2 separate regions of the Homo sapiens genome follow, and region 2 is linked to region 1. Evidence: read pairs that join two places in POLR2A ChIA-PET (ENCODE). Cell type or tissue: B cell. All regions are shown on one strand. Links, peaks and the distances in the headings refer to the core of each region. The heading gives the core; the rest is flanking DNA.

What was found. ChIA-PET counts read pairs that join two places held together with the same protein. Peaks named below come from ENCODE experiments on the same cell type or tissue, not always from the same donor. Only the 100,000 strongest peaks of a DNase experiment are listed, where the experiment ranks them.
Region 2: POLR2A ChIA-PET joins it to region 1 with 11 read pairs; 2 of 35 experiments call an interaction of 5 or more read pairs at or near these places.

What each region holds. Positions count from the first base shown.
Region 1 is chr16:11,684,182-11,695,438 of GRCh38, reverse strand. It overlaps TXNDC11 (thioredoxin domain containing 11), which reads left to right. Exons shown (of 12, transcript NM_015914.7): 8 at 3,357-4,149; 9 at 6,994-7,136; 10 at 7,473-7,582; 11 at 11,194-11,257. Among named protein-coding and RNA genes, the nearest start is that of SNN, 21 kb to the right of the region's middle. In B cell, for the core only: no CTCF peak of the experiment used is centred there; DNase peaks (open chromatin) are centred at 5,218 and 6,128; H3K4me3 peaks cover 1,466 bases; H3K27ac peaks cover 4,530 bases.
Region 2 is chr16:11,453,023-11,464,279 of GRCh38, reverse strand. LOC400499 (putative uncharacterized protein LOC400499) reads left to right here. Exons shown (of 67, transcript NM_001370704.1): 24 at 1,977-2,163; 25 at 3,161-3,316; 26 at 3,670-3,803; 27 at 4,226-4,384; 28 at 7,241-7,421. Among named protein-coding and RNA genes, the nearest start is that of RMI2, 110 kb to the right of the region's middle. RefSeq lists enhancers at 5,632-5,771, 6,764-7,281, 7,282-7,801. In B cell, for the core only: no CTCF peak of the experiment used is centred there; no DNase peak of the experiment used is centred there.

The sequences.
Region 1 (11,257 bases), core at 1,634-9,633:
ATTGGGCAGAACTTTGAGGATGCTTGCATTGTTGAGAAGAGAGAGGTCATCTTAGAGTGAGTGGAATAGAGTTGGGGGCATACCAAGCACCAACATTCTGGACAGTTGTGCTGTGGTGCATGTAGGATGCCAGTCAGGAGTGACCATATGGTGGCCGCACCAAGCCCATAGTGGGTAGCTGCTTCTACACACATGCATACCTGCATGTGTACCCACACACACATGCAAAAGTACAGATCCTGACACTGGCGTGAGGCCACTGACACCCTGGTGTCTCTAGAGAGTTCTAGAGAGGTTATAAGACATCACAGTGTGTATTACACAACTTGTTAATCAAAGGAAATGCTTACCTCAGCCAGCAAAGAGTCTTCGTGACTTGTTTCCTATTTTAAAGGTGTTTATTTGAGGCATTCACATCGTCTGAATCTGGTAAGCAAAGGCGTGGTTAGCATGTTCAGGCTCACAGATTTCCCTGATTAAAGAAAATAGAAGGAAACATCTACTGTGCGAACAGTTATTTGCCAAGATTTCCTTAATTATTCACATGAAATAAATGACATCAAGTGATACACAGAATGTGACATGAGTTGTGTTTTCAAAACTGCCTGTTAGGTAAAAGGAATAGAAACATAAATTCCCCTTCATAGGAGAAAAATGATAATGCCTAACTCTTTAAGAGCATTGCTGGCTGGGCGCAGTGGCTCACGCCTGTAATCCCAGCACTTTGGGAGGCTGAGGAGGGTGGATCACATCACCTGAGATCAGGAATTCAAGACCAGCCTGGCCAACATAGTGAAACCTCGTCTCTACTAAAAATATAAAAATTAGCCAGGCATGGTGGTGTGCGCCTGTAGTCTCAGCTACTTGGGAGGCTGAGGCAGGAGAAACGCTTGAACCTGGGAGGCAGAGGTTGCAGTGAGTCAAGATGGTGCCACTGCCCTCTAGCCTGTGCAACTGGAGCAAAACTCCGTCTCAAAAAAAAGCATTGCTGGTCGGGCGCGGTGGCTCATGCTTACAATCCCAGTGGGATTACAGCCCTGGGAGGCCGAGGCAGGTGGATCACCTGAGGTCAGGAGTTCGAGACCAGCCTGGCCAACATGGTGAAATCTCGTCTCTCCTAAAAATGCAAAAAATTAACCAGGCGAAATAAAAATAGAAAAAATTGGCTGGGTGTCGTGATGCATGCCTGTAATCCCAGCTACCTGGGAGGCTAAGGCAGGAGAATTGCTTGAACCTGGAAGTGGGAGGTTGCAGTGAGCTGAGATCATGCCATTGTACTCCGGCCTGGGCAACAAGAGTGAAACTCTGTCTCAAAAAAAAAAAAAAAAAAAAAAAAAAAAAGCATTGCTGTAGACAGAATACTTTCTTCAATTAAAAATATTCTTTACGTGGCTGCTTTGTTTATGAGATACTGAAGCTAAAAGAGATGAAGAAAGATTTTTCAAGGAATTTTCTTCTCTATAATATAATTAATGATCTCCTACTTGGACTTCTGTAAAAGATTACAGTAAATCGTGAAGTCTTATGGAGGTTTTTGCGGGAGTGGGTGGGAGTAGTTGTCTATTACTGCGTCTTTGAATCTAAAACAGTACCAGGATGGGGCCAGAGGGCATCTGGGCTCTTCACGGATTATATAGGCTTGACCTTGTTAGTACTGCATGCTGTCAGAGCCTCATCCAAAAACCACTGAGATGTTTTTGTGCAGGGGAAATAAAATTTCAAGCACTGGCCTATCATCTAAAGTGACTTCTTTTCTTGACCCAGTAGTTTTCTGGTGGGTTATAAAGTGACTTTTTTTATGCCGAGAACTATTGAAACAATTTATTTTTGTGTACAAATATGTATGTTTTGAATTAACTATAAATATTACGTTATAAAACTTTTTTATTTTTATTTTTATAAAACTTGTGTTTTTAAATTGGAAATTACACTCATTGAATTGTTTTACACATGCAGACACACAGACACACACACACACACAGCGAAACAAAATCCTGAGTGACAGCACCCTGTAACTAACTGTGGTGAGATTTGATTCAAGTTGACAGACTCTTCTGTTTTAGAGAGTAAATGCCTTTGGATTATAACTTACATGTCTTTCTCAGGAAACCAGAATGGGAGGTGGGTAACGAAATATTCTTTTTGGAAATGGAAGAATCTTAGAATAAAATATAAATTCAAATTGCCAATACTGGCTTGACGGTAAAGTGGCAAATCTCACCAAGACAGAGGATTGTGTGCATTACCCTGAGCTGCCACTCATTCATCAGGGGTTTACTGAGCATTTGTTATGTGCCTGGCCCTGTGCTAGGCCCCGGGGATGGCAGGATAAATCCAATGTGGCTTCTGCCTGTGAGGTTCTGTAAGTTTGTGGGGAAGAGGGATGTCTCAGCAGAAGCTTGTGAGACTGTAGAAGGGGTCTCAGGGACACTGGAGGTGCAAAAACTAGCTCTTCCTGGAGTGGGAGTAGGACTAGCTTCCCTGAAGCAGCTGCCCTGGTGCTGGGCCTTGGGAACAGATGGAGGAGCCGGTGTCCCCAGCCAGGACTCCGTAAAGGTGTGGCATTGCAGGAGGGCCTGGTCTGTTCTGAAGAGGGTAGGGTGAGACTGGAAAGCCAAACGGGCCAGATTGTGTGGAGGTTTTATCTCATGGGCAGCGTACCATTTGGCCCAGGAGTGCCATGCCTGGGGTTGTATTTTTAAAAATATAGTAACCATCTCCCCCTGCACTCTCATCTACCCTGCTGCGTATTCTTGGTGATACGTTCCAAGACCCCCAATGAATGCCTGAAACCACAGATGGTACTGAACCCTGTATATACTACACACGAATTTCACTTTTCTTCACAATTTCATGGGTAGAAGATTCGTTCTTACCGAAGATCTTAACATCCTTACCTCTTTTTTTTTCCTTATTGAGACTTTTGCCGTTTCACTTAAAGGAAGCATTTTTGGCTTCTCTTTGGCATATCTGAATTGCCAGCATCACTATCCTTACACTTTGGGGGCCCTTCTAATAAATAAAGGGTTACTTGAAGACAAGCACTGTGATACTGAGACAGTTGATCTGATAACTGCGTTGGCTACTAAGTAACAGGCTGGCAGCATCCACAGCATGGACACGCTGGACAAAGGGATGGCTCGCAGTTTTTGTAATGGCAAAAATTTCATCACACTACTCAGAGCGACATGTAGTTTAAAACTTACGACTTGTTTATTTCTGGAATTTTCCATTTAGTATTTTTGAACCGGAGTTGACCATGGATAACTGAAATTACAGAAAGTGAAACGTGGCTAACGGGGTGCTAGTCCCTCAGTCATCCCCAAGCCCTTCACCAACTCTGCCCTGTATTTCAGATCACCGAAGTGGCCTTGGAGTACAACAACTGTCATGGGGACCAGGTGGTGGAGCGTCTCCTTCAGCACCTGCGGCGGGTGGATGCTCCAGTGCTGGAGTCCCTGGCCCTGGAAGTGCCGGCACAGCTGCCAGACCCGCCAACGATCACAGCGTCCCCCTGCTGCAACACTGTGGTGCTGCCCCAGTGGCACTCCTTCTCCAGGACCCACAACGTCTGTGAACTCTGTGTCAACCAGACCTCCGGGGGCATGAAGCCGAGCTCGGTCAGCGTGCCACAGTGCAGCTTTTTTGAAATGGCAGCAGCTCTGGATTCTTTCTACCTCAAGGAGCAGACCTTTTATCATGTGGCATCAGACAGCATAGAATGCAGCAATTTTTTAACTTCCTATAGCCCCTTCAGCTACTACACTGCATGTTGCAGGACCATAAGCAGGGGTGTGTCAGGCTTCATCGACTCTGAACAAGGTGTCTTTGAAGCCCCTACTGTTGCATTTTCTTCCCTTGAGAAGAAATGTGAGGTTGATGCCCCAAGCTCCGTTCCTCACATTGAGGAGAACAGGTATCTCTTTCCAGAAGTGGACATGACTAGCACAAACTTCACAGGCCTGAGCTGCAGAACCAACAAGACTCTCAACATCTACCTTTTGGATTCAAATTTGTTTTGGTTATATGCAGAGAGACTGGGTGCTCCGAGCTCCACTCAGGTGAAAGAATTTGCGGCAATTGTTGACGTGAAAGAAGAATCTCATTACATCTTGGATCCAAAGCAAGCACTGATGAAGCTCACCCTAGGTACTGCAGGCAGTTTATTTCCCCAAGCATTGTACATTTTGCTTGACTTCATATGGGTAAATTTTATTGATGGCTCTCATTACATTTAGTTGTGGGGTGATGTCACCTTCGTAGCTCATTTTAAGTCTTTAGACCACCATCAGTCATAATTTTCAAAGAAGCTAATTTTGTCTATTAAATGGAACAGAAACTTCCTCACTCTGAATTTTGGATAAGTTTGTCATTTAGCCCATGGTGGGGGTAAGAGTCCCACTTTCTAAATTGGCGATTTCTGTCACATGTCTAAGGTAGAACCAGCTGCAGGCAGTGGGGACTTGGGGACTAGAACAGGCAGGGAGGTGGAGAGCTATTCTGGTGGGATGTCCTAGGGGCTGATGAAAGTGAGCCTTGACAGCAGCTTTGTTCTAAAGGAGCTTAAAGAGAAAGCAGTGGCCGGGCGCAGTGGCTCACGCCTGTAATCCCAGCACTTTGGGAGGCCGAGGCGGGTGGATCACGAGGTCAGGAGATCGAGACTATCCTGGCTAATGTGGTGAAACCCCGTCTCTACTAAAAATACAAAAAAAAAAAAAATTAGCCGGGCGCGTTGGCGGGCGCCTGTAGTCCCAGCTACTCGGGAGGCTGAGGCAGGAGAATGTCGTGAACCTGGGAGGCAGAGCTTGCAGTGAGCAGAGATCGCGCCCCTGCACTCCAGCCTGGGCGACAGAGCAAGACTCCGTCTCCAAAAAAAGAGAGCAGTGAAGAAGGAAGTAGAGCCGCCTTGCCTCCCTTTTTGTCTCATAGGCTTAAATGTCTAAGGATCAAGGCCACCAGACCTAATTTGTTCTGCTGCTGTTTCATAATGTACTGAGTAATATTGCTGGGACCTGGGGTACCTACACTGTAACAAGTGTAAAGTGCAAATAAATAAGTGTCAGTCGCAAACCAGCAAAACCCACTTTTTGAGGAGTAAGGCTCCATGATGAGAAAGCACCCAGAGCTTGCCCCTGGGACTTGGCAGCAACATTGGGCTGACCCACCCTGGCCTGTTCCCAGGAATTTGCTGATGCCCTTGACTACACACAATGAAGTGAGAATTCAAAAGCCACGTTAGTTCAGCCTCATTGGAAACGGGAGGGAGGGTCAGTGTATGCCGAATGGAGAAAGGAGGAATTTGGTAGGGAAGGAAACCTTTCATTTCAAGTTTTAAAGTATGAACTCAACAGTAGACTCAGAGCTTCTACATATGAGTCTTTTTAGCCATCCTCTTTCAAATCTAGGTGAAGCTTGTTTCTTACATTAGACACATTTGTGAAAAGGCTTTATGTAAATATTGATTTTTCTATATCAAGTTACATATTATAAATCCAAGAGTTCCTCACTGTGTAAAAGAACCCTGTGACCAGTCACTTTTTGAAGGGCATAAATCTGTCGATATTATAGATTACTCCCAATTCATGTTATCTAAAGTCATTTTGATGTGTTGAGCTTTCTTAAAATGAAACAAGCATTTTTTTTTTAAATGGGAAAGAGACTCCAGAGAAATGGGGTCAGTGTTCCTACAAGCATGTATTTTTGAGGTAGTCTGTATTAGATTTTCCTGAATTCCATTCAGTAATGCTCAAGTGTTTAATGACCTCATAATGTGTTCACTTTGAATTTAAGGGTAATTGAAAGAAGCCTTCTTTAGATTTCTTTCCATCTTCTGTATCTTCTCTGAAATGTTTAGCCTAGCTGTTCTTTGTCCTGCAGTTAGTGACAGAATTCTTAGGGAGCTTGTAAAAAACACCTACTGTGTGTCATTGTTGGTTTAGAGACTTAACTCATAAATCAGCTGTCTCTAGGCTAGTTTCAGAATTTAGGCTTTATTCAGATTAGGAAATAATTCTTGGTTTCATGTTTCAAAAACATAGCCAACTAAGTGTTTCTCAGATGCTGATCATGAATTCTCTTTAGTATTCACATGACATTCTTCACTTCCTCTTCCATTCTGCACGCTGCATTGCCCATTGCACCTCAAAATGGAGGGAGTTAGAAGAAAGAAAAAGAACTGAAACTTTAGCTGAGTGCAATGGTGGACGCCTGTAGTCCCAGCTACTCTGGAGGCTGAGGTAGGAGGATCGCTTGAGCCCAGGAGTTTAAGGCTACAGTGAGCTATGATTGCAGCACTGTACTCCAGCCTGGGCAACAGAGTGAGACCCTGTCTCTTTAAAAAAAAAAAAAAAAGTGAAATTCAAATTAGTATTGTTTCAGATGAAGCAAAGGACTCTGAAGATGGCAGAATTTGTGGTAAAACTGTTGGTTCAAATCAGGTTTTTGATTATTATGGGTTTTATGTATTTTTCCACTACATATAATTTTTTCTTAACCTTTAAAAAAAGAAACTTAAAGAACCTTAATAAAGGAAACAAAAAACTGTAGCTCCTTGTCCTCAAATTAATGAGCATTTAAACACATTCCACACTACTGTAGCTTGTGCAGTTGTCACATTTGTGGTTAAGCTTAAAGGTCTTAGTATTATAGGGTGAAATTTCTTGAAAAGATGGTGGCTTGTTGATGATTTATACAGTCTCACTTGGTGTCTATTTGTGGACCAGTCCTTTTAAAAAAAGAATAGTCTATGAATATTAGAGCATCTAACATTGCATAGTGTTTTGTTATCCACATTACTGTCTGCTGAGTTAATACTACCAGAGCTAAACCTGATGCCACCCGGGCAGCTTTGTTTGGGGTTTTGCTGATAGGTGAAATGTTAAAAATGTGAGCCTATGAAGTCATTTGAGTTTTTAAAATGTGGAGTTTAAAAGTAGGCCAGCTATTCTCTTTGTATCTAGAGGAGAGTTGATCTCATTTTCTCTTTATTTTTAGAGTCTTTTATTCAAAACTTCAGCGTTCTCTATAGTCCCTTGAAAAGGCATCTCATTGGAAGTGGCTCTGCCCAGTTCCCGTCTCAGCATTTAATCACTGAAGTGACAACTGATACCTTTTGGGAAGTAGTCCTTCAAAAACAGGTATGGAGTCATGAGAGGCAAAAGTTAAGCCATCTGTCCCTCTTAAAATAATTTCCAAACTACAGTTGTTGGGGTGAGCAGCTGTTTTTGATGTATAGAAGAGTAACCACGTGATGGCCCAATTATGGACCGTGAATGAATTACATGTGGTTTTTAAATTTCAGAAAAGTGCTCCAGAAAGCACAGTATTGGAAAGACCTAAAGATGAAAATTTTCACTGTAATATTTGCATAGGTAGCATTTTTCGGGTGCTTGCTGGATTCTAAGCAATGAGGAAAGAAATGAAGAAGAGCCCATTTCCCGGTGCAAGTAACATCTGTCTTCCCTTTCCCACAGGACGTTCTCCTGCTCTATTACGCTCCGTGGTGCGGCTTCTGTCCATCCCTCAATCACATCTTCATCCAGCTAGCTCGGAACCTGCCCATGGACACATTCACTGTGGCAAGGTAAGCAGGCCTCTTCTGCAGCGCTTTGGGCTGTATGCCCATTTTCACTCTTATTTGCAGCTTAGCCATATGGTGTGTGAGGGTCTGCCCATTTTCCATTAACCTTTGGTAGGACTTGGCTGAATTTAATTGTCAGGTTGAAGCCATGAGCAAAGCCTCTTTGAAACTGAACTTTTCCTCATGAATTCTGAGTGTTCCTTCCATGATGTTGATGTTTAGCCCTGACTAGATTCGTAGGTGGCTGAGTGCAGTTCTGTGGGGAGAGCACTGACCTGGTTGCCAGGATGGCCCCGTGGAATACCATGGGACAGTTGCCCCAGGCAATGCCAGTGGGTCCTGGGATCCCAAGCAGATCTCTCCACCAGCCCTGGTTTATCTCATTTGTGAAATTAAAAGGAAAGACCAATAGATATCCACATTCTGGTATTGTGATTCCATGGGTACTGTATGTGCGCTTTTGAGTAAACAAAATTTTTAAAAATATTTTTTGGGAAAAGAAGGCTCAAATACAGAGTCTTTAGATGGGGTAGTAAGCAGTTTTGGGTGAGGAAAACTGTTCACATTTAACCCCCCACCTCCCCCAAAACCCTACAGATAGATAAGAGTTAAATATAAAAAAATCAAAACAAAAAATAGGATTTGCTGATTCCTCTGGGAGATGGAAACTTTCCAAAGTGGAAGCAGTTGGAAAAATAAAGAGAGAAAAATGGACAGATTCCACTAGAAATACGTGCAGTGAAAACAGGGAAAGCAGACAAAAAGGGGGACCATTAATATATTTTCCAGTGTCTCTGTGTCACCTGTTATATGCACTGTAAGTAATAATTAGAATCAAATCTGAGGAGTTACTATGTTGGGAGAGTTTTTGATATACATATTACCTGACTGAGTCCTTGCGACGCTTAGTGAAGGCACTCTAGTTAAAAAAAGAAAGTGCTATTTGTGTTGAGGAGGAAACTGAGACATAGAAAGATTCGACAAGTTGCCCAGAGTTTCAAGCTGCAAATGAGGGGCCAGGATTAAATCAGGCATTCATACTCCAGCCTCCCCGGAAATTAAAATGGTTTAGAAGATGGCTGAGACCGATTCCATTCTGAACAAAGGATGTGAGCAGGTTTTTCTTTTAAGAGGAGAGAGTAAATAAACAAGTGGGGAAATTATAACCTAATAAATGTAAATTAAAACAGTAACAAAGTATCATTTAACATATTAAAGTAATCAGTGGTTTTAAGTGACAGAATCTTGTGTTGATAAAATAAAATGGAAACTGCAGTCAGATGTATCTAATGGAATGAGTACATTGCCATAACTCTTTTGGAAAGCATTTTGGCAACATTTACAAGAAATCAACAAAAACAGTTAACACATTTTTGACCCAGTTAATTTTACTTTGGAGAAGTAATGGAATAGGAATTCCGAAGAAGCATGAGCTCATCATTATAGCATTGTTTACATCCACCAGGAGATGAATGTTTAAGTAAATTATGGCTGGGCATTTAATGGAATTTTTATCCTTCAACAGTGCTTTTCATACAGTTAATGGAAAAGAACAGAGTATGAAATATATGACAACTCTTCTTAAAAATATGTAAGGATATAGGCGAGGTGCAGTGGCTCATGCCTGTAATCCCAGCATGTTGGGAGGCCGAGGTGGGCGGATCACCTGAGGCCAGGAGTTCGAGACCAGCCTGGCCAACATAGTGAAAACCTGTCTCTACTAAAAATAAAAAATTAGCCAAGTGTGGCGGCACGTGCCTGTAGTCCCAACTACTCAGGAGGCTGAGGCAGGAGAATCACTTGAATCCAGCAGCCGGAGGTTACAGGGAGCTGAGATTGCACCACTGCATTCCAGCCTGGGCGACAGAGCAAGACTGTGTCTCAGAAAAAAAAAAGTAAGCATATAGACCAAGCCTGCAGCCTGCATAAGAAAGGGGGGCCTTATTTAGCCCAATGGAATTCTGAGTGGATTTTTACAATGTTTTAATTTTATAGTTTGCTTTCTTTGAAGTAAGAATCAAGTGAGAAAAAGCATTTAATTATGGAATATAGTGTTCACTCCCACTTGTTTAGAAAGGAACACTAATGTTTTAGGTAGGCTGGCACAGGTGAGGCAGGAGTGCTGTTTTGTTAGTAAACTTTTGGTAAATGGTTTTCATTTGGTTATGCCTTTTGTTGCTGTTGTTGTTTTTTGTTTTTGTTTTTTTTTTTGAGATGGAGTCTTGCTCTGTTGCCCAGGCTGGAGTGCAGAGGTGCAATCTCAGCTCACTATAAGCTCCGCCTCCCGGGTTCACGCCATTCTCCTGCCTCAGCCTCCCGAGTAGCTGGGACTACAGGCGCCCGCCATTATGCCCAGCTAATTTTTTGTATTTTTAGTAGAGACGGGTGGCGTTTCACCGCGTTAGCCAGGATGGTCTCGATCACCTGACCTCGTGATCTGCCTGCCTCGGCCTCCTAAAGTGCTGGGATTACAGACGTGAGCCACCACGCCCGGCGTTGTTGTTTTTTTGAGACAGGGTCTCACTCTGTTGCCCAGGCTGGAATGCAGTGGTGCAATCACAGCTCACTGCAGCCCCAACCTCCCAGGTTCAGGTGATTCTCCCACCTTCCCAAGTAGCTGGGACTACAGGCATGTGCCAGAATACCCGGCCAATTTTTTGTAGAGACAGGGTTTCCCCATGTTGCCCAGGCTAGTCTCGAACTCCTGGGCTCAAACAGTCCACCCACCTCGGCCTCCCAAAGTGTTGGATTTACAGGCGTGAGCCCCTGTGCTCAGCCTGGTTGTGCCATTTTTTGAAAAGCAAATTTCATCCTTTTGGACACATACATGACACTTACCGCACCCTCACTCCCCCCAGTTATGCTTTCTAAAAACTTCTGTCAAGGTAAAGATTGAAAACATGTTCATCTTTTGTGTGCACTGTTTATGAATAGTAGCTGAATAGCCCCTCCGCAAGGAGGATGCAGCCCCTTCCATAAAGGATGCTGTTGTGGCTCCATGTCTGCTTAGCCCGAGTGTGGGCGCCCAGCTGTGTGCCCAGCTCTGTGCCAGCTGCCCGGGGCAGGCCTCTAGAGCAGTTGCGGTTAGCTCCCACAGTGATTGAGCACAGGCTGGGTGAGTTAGTACAGATGTCATTTTCTGTATTAGAAAATTAATGTCAAATCTGCTAAGAAAATAGGCTGTTTTTGGTCTCTATCCAGATTTACAACATAAAGAGGGTATAATTTTCCATCTTCAGAGGGGCTTGATGTATTTTGCTCAATGATTTCCTTTCTTTTCCCAGAGCTATTCAGGGATTAAAATACTTGGCTAGATCCTGTCAGGTGAGGAGTGAATGACTCCTCAGGTGTCAGTGCGGCATTTTCTGCAAGTTCATTTTTACTTTCAGGACATCACATTGCCACTCAGTGGAAAGCGTCCACGTAGTAGAATGTTGTATGTCTTGGAAGTATCAGCGCCCAGCTCACACCTGGTAGTACATTCATCGAGAAGGGACTAGCCCAATGTGGGGTGTAAAAAATGCACCAGGTTCTTGAAGTTATCTGAGAAGGTTCTTTCAAGTTGGTGTTTCTTGGGCTGATCATCTGCCATTTCTGTTCTTTCCCTTTACCAGGATTGACGTGTCTCAGAATGACCTTCCTTGGGAATTTATGGTCGATCGTCTTCCTACTGTCTTG
Region 2 (11,257 bases), core at 1,049-9,048, 230 kb after region 1:
CTGGGAGCAGAGTGGAGAGCGAGCATCTGTTTCTGTAAAAAGGGAAGGAGAAGGGTGTGTCTGTATATTCGTGTGTGCACACACATACATCCATACACATATGACATACACATGTCCATACACATACACATCATACACACGTCCATATTTACATACACGAACATCCACATGTAGATACAGCTGTACATACATTCGTATATACACACATATCTGTACACATGTCTGTACAGAGTCCATACACATCCATATTCACACACATCCAAATGCATATCTGTATGCACATTCATATACACACATCCACATATATACATATCTTTTCACATGTCCGTGGTGTACACACGTCCATATACATCCATATTCACACAGTCCACATGTGGACATATCTGTACACATTCATATGCACGCATCCGTATATATGCATCTCTTTACACACATACATGTCCATAAACACACGTCCATACACACATATTCATACACACAAACATCCATATGTAGACACATCTGTATATACGTTCATATATACACACATCCATATATATACATATCTGTACATATATCCACACACACATCCATATATACATATCTGTTCACATGTCCGTACACACACATCCATACACATCCATATTCACACAATCCACGTGTAGACATATCTGTATGCATACATTCATATACATGCATCCATATATATACACCTCTTTACACATCCGTATACATACGTTCACACACACGTCCATACATGTCTACATACAGACACATCCATGTATACACACATTCATACATCTGTATGCACCCACATGTCTGTGTACATACACGTCTGTATACACACACCCCTGTATACACACACATCCATGTACAGATACATCTGTACACACATCCACACACATTCATACACACACATCCGCACACACATCTGTGGGGATCGGGGACAGAGAGCATTAAGTAGTGGCAGTGTGGTAATAGTGAGTCTTGTTTTGGCGTCTTTTGGGTAAACTGACCAGCTGGTGGCCATCAGGGGGGCGTGGGGGTGGGGAGCCTACAGGTTGGCGGGGCCATCAAAGATGATATTTGTAGTTGCTCATGACTTTTCCAGAGAATCTTCTTTGCGGGGCCGTGGAGTGTGTAGTGAGCTGTCCCCGTGGCCCATCTGCCAGTGTCTTCCCATGGCCAGGTCTGCACCACTGACCAGCAGAGAAAGTTCTGGCCTCGCTGGCCTTCACAAGGACTTTGGGTTGTACTGTAAGAAAGGCTAGTGTGCCATCATTCGACGTGTCTGGTTGCCGTGTGGAGATTAGTTGCCACCAGCGGGATGGGAGCCGGGAGAGCCAGGAGGATGTTGCAGTGAGACAGGCCGATGACCGGGGCTCCAGCTGGTGAGGCAGCGGAGGTGGCAGAAGTGGTTGATTCTAGACGCGTTCCATAGGGACAGTTGACTCAAGTTCCTGATGGACTGAATGAGGGGGATGTCAAGGAGAGAAGAGGAGTCCCTTACATTTATGTCTGAGTTTGTAACACAGGTTTCTAATTTTGAGAAATCCAGAGTTTAAAAAATTGGGGAAGGGCTGGGCACAGTAGTTCATGCCTGTAATCCTAACACTTTGGAAGGCCAGGGCGGGTGGATCACTTGTGCTCAGGACCTTGAGACCAGCCTAGCCAACATAGTGAAACTCCATCTCTACTAAAAATAAAAAAATTAGCCGGGTGTGGTGGCACGTGACTGTAATCCCAGGGAGGCTGAGGCAGGAGAATCACTTGAACCCAGGAGGTGGAGGTTGCAGCGAGCCAGGATTCCACCACTGCACTCCAGCTTGGGAGACAAAGTGAGACTCTGTCTCAAGGAAAAAGAAAAATTGGGTAAGGATCGGTGTAGAAGGTTGTTAGCGATGTTGTCTCCTGCCCTGTCTGGTCCCAGTTCGTGTGGTAAGGGCTGGGCCTGCTGGCCAAGCCTGTCCTCCCAGGTGACACTGAGGCCGTTTCAGGGCTGGAGTGACCTGCAGCCAGCCATGGGTGGCGAGGCTGAGCGGTTCCAGGCGCAGCTGGAGGTGAAACTGGTGACGGGGGGCAGCCCCGTCGTCTTCACCGGGAACCTCACACGGCAGGTGGGCAGCAAGCTGGCCTTCTCCGCATCGCTGAGCCATCTGCTGAGTGACCAGGCCAACGTGACAGGTAGGAGATGAGACCCCTTCTGTCCCCTCTGCTCTGTGGCCAGGTTAGGGTGTGGTGGCCCAAGTGCCTCCTTATGGTCCTCATCACTGCAGCTTCTCTTAATATCAACATCCCATCCAAGGGCAGATCCAAGCTCCATGTGAGCCCCCAGAACCTCCCCCAACCTCCAACTGCACCCACAAACCTTAAAATAGCAACTTTTGGACTGTTTTTATTCTGACCCACGATAAGAAACACTTGTAACATTTTGACCTAAAATACACTGGGCATTTAAAACACACACAGAGTGAGCAGGTGCTGGCCCTGGTGCTGGAGCTGGGGTAGTGGCGCCTGGGTGTGCCGCTCATGGGTGTTCCGGAAGATTCCAAGGTAAGGACAGGAGCTGGGGCTGGGGGTACTTGGAGCAGTGGCTGTGGACCCCCCGATGTGGGTGTCTGGGAGTCATAACAGCTGGCCCAGTTTCACCTGTGCGTTCTGGCTGACCTTCTGTGTCTCAGAAGCTTCAGAAGGTGAAATTTACCCAACAACCCATGATGGGCTATTCTTTCTTTTCTCTTCTGTCCTGTTCGATTTTGTTTTATTCTACTTTATTTTTGGGCCAGGCACAGTGTCTCACGCCTGAAATCCCAGCACTTCGGGAAGCTAACGCAGGAGGATTACTTGAGCCCAGGAGTTTAAGACCAGCCTGGGCAACATAGTGAGATCCCTGCTTCTACAAAAAATACAAAAATTAGCCAAGTGTGGTGGCACACGTCTGTAGTTCCAGCTACTCGGGAGGCTAAGGTGGGAAGATCGATTGAGCCTGGGAGGTCAAGGCTACAGTGAGCTGTGATCAGGCCTGTCTGTGGCCTGTTGTGCAGGGTGCACATGTTGGCTCTTCAAGGAGCCCCCAACCCCAAGGCCCCTCGGTGATACCTGAGTCCCTTCTTTGCCTGGGGATGGGGGTGCTGGTCCCTGGGGGCTGACCCTCTCATCTGCCTGCTCTCTGTCCCTGCAGCACTGCTGGAGAGGAAGGAGGAGAATGGACGGAGGGTGGCCGCCCTGGGTGCCGAGCTGTTTGTGCCAGGGCTGGTGGGGCTTCGTGCCCTTGGCCTGCTGCAGCAACGGGGCCAGCTCTGGACCAACTCCCTGAGGATCCAGTACAGCCTCCTGGGTAAGGCACTGCGTGCCTGGTTGCGGGGCAGGTGGAGGTGGCAGGGCCTGCCCTGTTTCCTAGGGCTGTGGCTCCGTGAGCTGAGATACGCTGTCACCACGGGGTTTTCCATTAGTCATTCTGTTGGCTCTGAGTAGGACTGAATACCTGCCCATTAAAAAGTGTGTCTGTTGAGGAGACATTCACCCATCTCTTAACACCTCCCCATCGACAGGTTCTAATGGAGTGACAGGTGGAGCAAAGCATGGGGGGTGTGGCTGAGGCCAGGCTGGGCCGGGCCCTCCTTCTCTTGGAGCCCTGGTGGAGGGCTGCCTGGCAGAGGAGGGCAGGGGTCTCTGGGTTGATCCACACAGGTCAGGCAAAGCAGGCGGCACACGAGTGCAGCACCAGCCAGAAGCTGCGGGCAGACAGTGGCTCAGACGGTGCCTACAGGCTGGAGCTGCGCCACGAGCTCCACTGCACACAGATCCTAGCCTTCAGCCACAAGGTGGGTTCCCAGGCCAGGTGCGACATCCGGAGAGAGCACTAGAGTCAGGCAAGTGGTGATCTGAGTACCCTGAACTCATCCCCAAAGAGATGGACTTGCTCACAATCACATAGCCATATGGGAATGGATCCGGGGCTGGAACTTCAGTCTCAGTCTTATGTCTGTTCATCCAGGAACGCTTCAGCCCAGGAGGCGGAGGTTGCAGTGAGCAAAGATGGCGCCACTGTACTCCAGTCTGGGTGGGAGAGTGAGATCTTGTCTCTAAAATAAATAAGTAATAAATTAAAAAAAAATAGTGCTTTCTACAGAACCGTCTCTTCTGAAAACCAGGCTGATATCCCTGGAGTGGGTGGCTATGAGGAGGCCCAGGGACTGGGTGGGCAGGGCCTCCATGGGCAGTTCACCACCCATGTGTGTCCCAGGTCCAGCTCTGGCATGAGGAGGACTCGGGCCACCTGCACTCACAGCTGGAGGTGAGCTACGGGAAGCACTGGGACAAGAACAGCAACAAGAGGCATCTCCGTGTCAGCCAGACCTTCAAGAATGACTCGGGGCCCGCCCTGAGCAATCACTTCATGGAGGTGAGCCTGGCCACTGCGGCAGAGCCGTGCCCCATGAGTCCAGCATGGACGGTAGGAGCTGGGGAACCCCCACATGGCCCTCTGGCCCTGGCTACAAGGATGCAAGCAGCTGAAACTTAGCCTTGGTGACTTTCCCTTTTGCATCTCCAGCCCCATGACCCCATGTCCCCAGGGGTGAGAAACACTTGTCAGAGTGCCAAGGACTGGCAGGAGGGCTTGGGAAACATAGATTTCCACCTGTAAAAATGCATTTTTGAAAGAGCGGTTCGCTTTTAGTCTTTCCCAGAGGGTGGGTTCTTTTGCTGAGTTAGGACTGATGGTGTGCTCAGCAGCTGAACAGGTGGTGGTTCTTACACAGCACACATTTAACCTTGTATGTTTATTTAAAAATTTGTTTAGGGGCCGGGCGCAGTGGCTCATGCCTGTAATCCCAGCACTTTGGGAGGCCGAGGCGGGCGGATCACGAGATCAGGAGATCGAGACCATCCTGGCTAACACGGCGAAACACCGTCTCTACTAAAAATACAAAAAATTAGCTGGGCGCGGGGGCAGGTGCCTGTAGCCCCAGCTACTCGGGAGGCTGAGGCAGGAGAATGGCTTGAACCCCAGAGGCGGAGCTTGCAGTGAGCCGAGATCGCACCACTGCAGTCTGGCCTGGGCGAAACAGCGAGACTCCTTTTCAAAAAAAAAAAAAAAAAAAAAAAAAATTGGTTTAGGATATTTTTTCCCTTTTCACATCCAGTCCTGCAAATGATCTTTTAAATATTAACTTTTAATTTTAATTGTGGCTAAGTATACATCATGTAAAATTTACTGTTTTTTATTTATTTATTTATTTATTTTATTTTTTATTTTTTTGGAGATGGAGTCTCGCTCTGTCGCCCAGGCTGGAGTGCAATGGTATGATCTTGGCTCACTGCAACCTCCGCCTCCTGGGTTCATGCAATTCTCCAGCCTCAGCCTCCTGAGTAGTTGGGATTACAGGTGCCTGCCACCACGTCTGGCTAATTTTTTTGTATTTTTAGTAGAGACGGGATTTCTCCATGTTGGCCAGGCTGGTCTTGAACTCCTGACCTCAGGTGATCCGCTCACCTCAGCCTCCCAAAGTGCTGGGTTACAGGCATGAGCCACCACACCCGGCCATATTTACTATTTTAACCATTTTGGAGTTTGGTGGCATTACATGCATTTACATTCTTGTGCAACCATCACCACTACTTATCTCCAGAACTTGCAAAACTGCAAGTCTATAACCAGGAAATGCTGACTCCCCATTCTCTCCTTCTCCCAGTCCCTGGAAAGCACCATTCTACTTTCTGTTTCGGATTTTTGACTACTCTAGCTAACACAGAGCCGTGGAATCATACCGTTTGTCTTTTTTTTTTTTTTTGAGACAGAGTTTCGCTTTTGTTGCCCACACTGGAGTACAATGGTGCAATCTTGGCTCACTGCAACCTCCGCCTCCCAGGTTCAAGCGATTCTCCTGCCTCAGCCTCCCAAGTAGCTGGGATTACAGTCACCTGCCACCACACACGGCTAATTTTTTTTTTGAGATGGAGTCTCAGCCTGTTGCCCAGGCTGGAGTGCAGTGGCACGACCTTGGCTTACTACAACTTCTGCCTCTGGGTTCAAGCAATTCTCCCTGCCTCAGCCTCCTGAGTACCTGGGATTACAGGCGCCCACGACCACGCCCGGCTAATTTTTGTATTTTTTAGTAGAGATGGGGCTTTGCCATGTTGGCCAGGCTGGTCTTAAACTCCTGACCTCGGGTGATCCGCCTGCCTTGGCCTCCCAAAGTGTTGGGATTACTGGCGTGAGCCACCACGCCCAGCCCTGGCTAATTTTTTGTATTTTTCGTAGAGACAGGGGTTTTACCATGTTGGCCAGGCTGGTCTCGAACTCCTGAACCCAGGTGATCCACCTGCCTCGGCCTCCCATAGTGCTGGGATTACAGGTGTGAGCCACCGTGCCTGTCCTGTCCTTTTTTTGACTGGCTTATTTTACTTAGCATGTCCTCAAGGTTCATCCATATCGTAGCATGTGTCAAATTTCCTTCCTTTTTAAGGCCGAATACTCCATTGTCTGTATAGACAGCATTTTGTTTATCCGTTCATCTGTTGATGGACATGTGGGTTGCTTCCATTTTTTGGCTATTGTGAATAAATGCTGTTATGAACGTGAGTGTGCAAATATCTGATGCTTTCGATTCTTTCTATTGCTTTCAATTCTTTTGTATGTATACCTGGAAGTGTTATTTCTGGGGCGTATGGTAATTCGATCTTTAATTTTTTTTTTTTTTTTTTTGAGATGGAGTCTGGCCCTGTGCCCAGGCTGGAGTGCAGTGGTGCGATCTCGGCTCACTGCAAGCTCTGCCTCCTGAATTCACACCATTCTCCTGCCTCAGCCTCCCAGGTAGCTGGGACTACAGGCGCCCACCACCATGCCCGGCTAATTTTTTGTATTTTTAGTAAAGACGGGGTTTCACCGTGTTAGCTGGGATGGTCTTGATCTCCTGACCTCGTGATCCACCCGCCTCGGCCTCCCAAAGTGCTGGGATTACAGGCGTGAGCCACCGTGCCCGGCCCGATCTTTAATTTTTTGAAAAACTGCCACACTGTTTTCCACAGTAGCTGCACTATTTCACATTCCCACCATCAGCGTATGAGAATTCAGATTTCTCCACATCCTTACCAACGCTCCTTGTTTTTTGTTTTTTTGGACTGCGTTCCACTCCCGTTGCCCGTGTGGAGTGCAGTAGTGCAATCTTGGCTCGCTGCTGCCTCAACTTCCCGGGCACATTCTACGCCAGGGGTGGCATGATCCCATTGGCATCTTGGGGGGGTGGGCATTCTCCAGTTTGTGCTGCAGGTGCCTGAGAGGCAGGTGGATTGCCGCGTGCAGCTTTACCACTTGAGCCTCCGCCTGCCCTATGTGGAGAGCAGCAGTCACCTGAAGGTGCAGTACAATGGGCGGCCGCTGTTTGTGGCAGGCGGGCAGTGGAAGGACACATCTCGGGCCACCCTGTGGAAGTGGGAAGGTGAGTGTTGGCTGTGGGGCCTCCTTGGCTAGCAGCTCAGGTTTCTGATCTCCAGGCCTTTGCTCAAGCTATGCCTCCTTCCTGGAACACCTTTTCCTTTTGTTGGCTAGGCTAACTCAAGACTCAAACTGGGCCAGGCACAGTGGCTCACGCCTGTAATCCCAGCACTGTGGGAGGCCAAGGCGGGAGGACTTCTCGAGGCCAGGAGTCTGAGATCAGCCTGGGCACCATAGTAGGAACCTGTCTTAATTTTAAAAACAAACAAACGAAAACCTTATCTTTAATGAGTGCCGTGATGCTTATAATTACATCGTAACTTCTTACCTTTGCCAGTCAAGTGTCAGGCCCTTCCTCCTTCTCCAGCCTTGTCCCACCCCACTCTCCCCCTTGCTCGTTATCCTGCAGGCTCAGAGGCCTCTTTTTGTTCCCCAGACACACTCCAGGGCCTTTGCATTTGCAGATCTTTGTGTCTCGAAAACACTGTCTGTCACTTTTAAAAAATGAATCCACCGGCTGGGAATGGTGGCTCACGCCTGTAATCCTAGTACTTTAGGAGGCTGGGTGTGGGGGCGGATTACTTGAGGTCAGGAGTTCAAGATCAGCCTGGCCAACATGGTGAAACCCCATCTCTGCTAAAAATACAAAAATTAGCCATGTGTGGTGGCAGGCACCTGTAATGCCAGCTACTCGGGAGGCTGAGGCAGGAGGATCGCTTGAACCCAGGAGGCGGAGGTTTCGGTGAGCAGAGATCACACCACTGCACTCCAGCCTGGGCAACAAGAGTGAAACTCCACCTCAGGAAAAAAAAAAAAAAATTTTATCCACGAATTTTTTTTTCCATTTTTTCAGTTTTTATTTTTATCGAAGCGATACCTTGTTTAAAAGTGAATTCGGCTGTGAGTTGCTCATTGTCGAAGCTGGGTCCCATGGGGGCTCATTGTATTATGCTCTCTGCTCTTGTGTAGACCTGAACTACGTTTTCTAAAAGTTGATTAAAGTTTATAAAGTTTAATCTAAAAGATTAAAGTTTATAAAAGTTGATTAAAGTTTATACATCCTCTTTGTCACATCTGCCTATGTTGTTTGTTTGTTTCTCTTTTTCTTTTTTTTTTTTTTTCTTTTTTGAGACGGAGTCTTACTCTGTCACCCAGGCTGGAGTGCAGTGGCACGATCTCGGCTCACTGCAACCTCTGCATCCAAGACTCAAGCTCTTCTCGTGCCTCAGCCTCCCAAGTAGCTGGAATTACAGGTGTGTGCCACCACACCTGGCAAATTTTTCTATTTTTAGTAGAGACGGGGTTTCACTCTGTTGGCCAGGCTGGTCTTGAACTCCTGAGCTCAAGTGATCCACCTTCTTTGGCCTCCCAAAGTGCTGGTATTACAGGTGTGAGCCACTGTGCCTGGCCCCTACCCCAAGTCTTGCTTAAAACAGTAAGCACGCTAAATTCTTTTAGCCATTTTTTCTGTTTATATTCTCCATATTTAAAAATAATATAATCATGCTGTTATTTCTTGATTTTTCAGCTTTAGGCCTTCTCCATAGGTTTCTTACTAGAGAAGATAAGAATTTAACTCTTAGATTGGTGCCCCTTTCAAATACATATTCTCTTCCATTTTCTTAAAAGAGTTACCTTTTGTTAACATCTGATGCTTACCCAATTATAACTATAAATGTCTTACATAGCTGAGATATATGGTGTCCTATCATGGTGACCTATTGTTTTTTTCTGGAGTTTTGTAATTGCCTTTATTTTTCTATTTGATTAGTTTTCTATAATTTTTGTCTACTAATTACAGAATTTTCAGCAGCATTGCAAAACTTTTTTCCAGGTGGTCAGACACATCAGATTGTTCATTGACTTCAATTAGTTTTGTTATTTTTCTTGGGGACCCTCTTCCTGGAGCCTGAGTCCTGCTCCAAAGACGACCAGTTGCACAGCTGTGGTTCTGCAGCCTCCCTTTTCCATCAACCTGGGAATTCCTTTTACTTCTCCTCTGGGTCACAATCCCTTTTTCTTAAACCTGTGTCATATCTCTTGGTTTATTCCTTTGTTCTGATGGAGTACATCTTTCAGTAGCTTCCAAAGAAAGCATACATTGGAGGTGTATTCATTTCCAAGGGTTCTGTAACTAATTACTGAATTGGGCAGCTTAAAGCAACAGAAATTTGTTCTTTCACAGTTCTGAAGGCTGTAAGTTTGAGTCAAGGAGCCACCAGGGCCATGTTCTCTCTAAGGCTCTGGGGACAACCCTCCCTTGCCTTTTCCAAGCATTTGGTGATGGATGTTGAAGCTTGGTGTTCCTTGGCTTACAGCCGCATCCTCTCTAATCTCTGCCTCTTTTGTCATGTGGCATTCTCCCTGTGTGTGTGTGTCTGTGTCCAGATTTTTCTTTTCTAATAGAGACATCAGTTCTATTGGGTTAAGGGCATGTCCTATTCTCGTATGACCTCATCTTGACTTAATGATATCTGCAATGACCCCATTTTCAGTTAAGGTCGCATTGGGAGGGATTGGGGATTAAGACTTCAATTAATCTTTTGGGGGAACACAAGTTAACCCATCACAGAATACAAACATTTTGAGACCCTAAATGTTGAAAATGTCTTCATTCTACTGGGACAGTTTGAGTGGAGAATTTTAGGTTGGAAATAATTTTCTCTTGGGATTTTGAAGGCATTGCTCCATTGTTTTGAATTAATTGGGAGATCTGATGCTTCTTCTGATTTATCATCTTTTGTATGTGACCCTTTTCTCACTGTCTTAGAAGCTTTTAGGAGCTCGTCTTAGTCCTGTTGGTGGTAAATCTCATTATGAGGTACCTTGGTATGGATCTATGTTCTTCCATTGTACTGGGTCCTTAGCATAGGGTGTTTCAATTTGGAAACATGTCATTTTGGTCTGTGTAATTTTCTCTTACAGTTTCTTTGATAATTTCCTTTCTTTGTTCTGAAATTCCTATTGGTTAGATGTTGGTCCTCAGAAAACTGAGCTTCTAATGTTTTCTCTGTTTCTCTTTTCAAACTCGTTTTTCTTTTTTTCTTTTTCTTTTTTTTGGAGAATGGGGTCTCAGTATGTTGCCCAGGCAGGTCTCAAACTCCTGGGCTCAAGTGATCGTCCTGCCTCTGCTTGCCAAAGTGCTGGGATTAGAGGTGTGGGCCACCGCACCTGGCCTCCTTGTTTCTCTTTTGTTCTATTTCTTTGTCCTTTGGTTCTGTTCAAGAGCCGATTTCCTCGACTTCATATGCTAGCCCTTCTACTAGCATTTTTATTTTGGATTATCTTATATTTTCAAGAGCTCTTTTTTGTTGTTGTTGTTCCTTTCTTACAGCGTCCTGTTCCATGAATGCAATTGTCTTCTCTTAGAGTATAAGTTACAGAATTTCAGGGAGTTTTATCTGTTGCCTCGGAGTTTCCTTTTTCTTTTTATTTCTGTATTTCCTGTTGGAGGCTTTCCCCCAAATGCTAAGCCAGCCTTGGATATGTGCTTATGCTTGAGTCGGCTGCTCAAAATATTGGTTACCCTGTTTTCAAACAGGGTAATTATGTTTTCAGTGTACTCAGAAGCTGCCTGAGGACTTAATTAAAACCAGCAGTTTAGCAAAGTTAGGGATCTGATATTCTGGAGCACAGATTTAAAAAAATCTATTCTCCTTAAAATCCTTTTATGAAACTTCGAGTAAGAGACCCGCTGAAACAGAGAGGAGAGAACACATTTCCACACTTGGCCACCTCTTGACTCTCCTGGATCCCATTAGGGGAGAGTGAGTGCTAGTTCTCTGCCAACCCAGGATTAGGCCCTAAGGCTGCCGTAAAAAGGATCCCAGGAGAAAACTC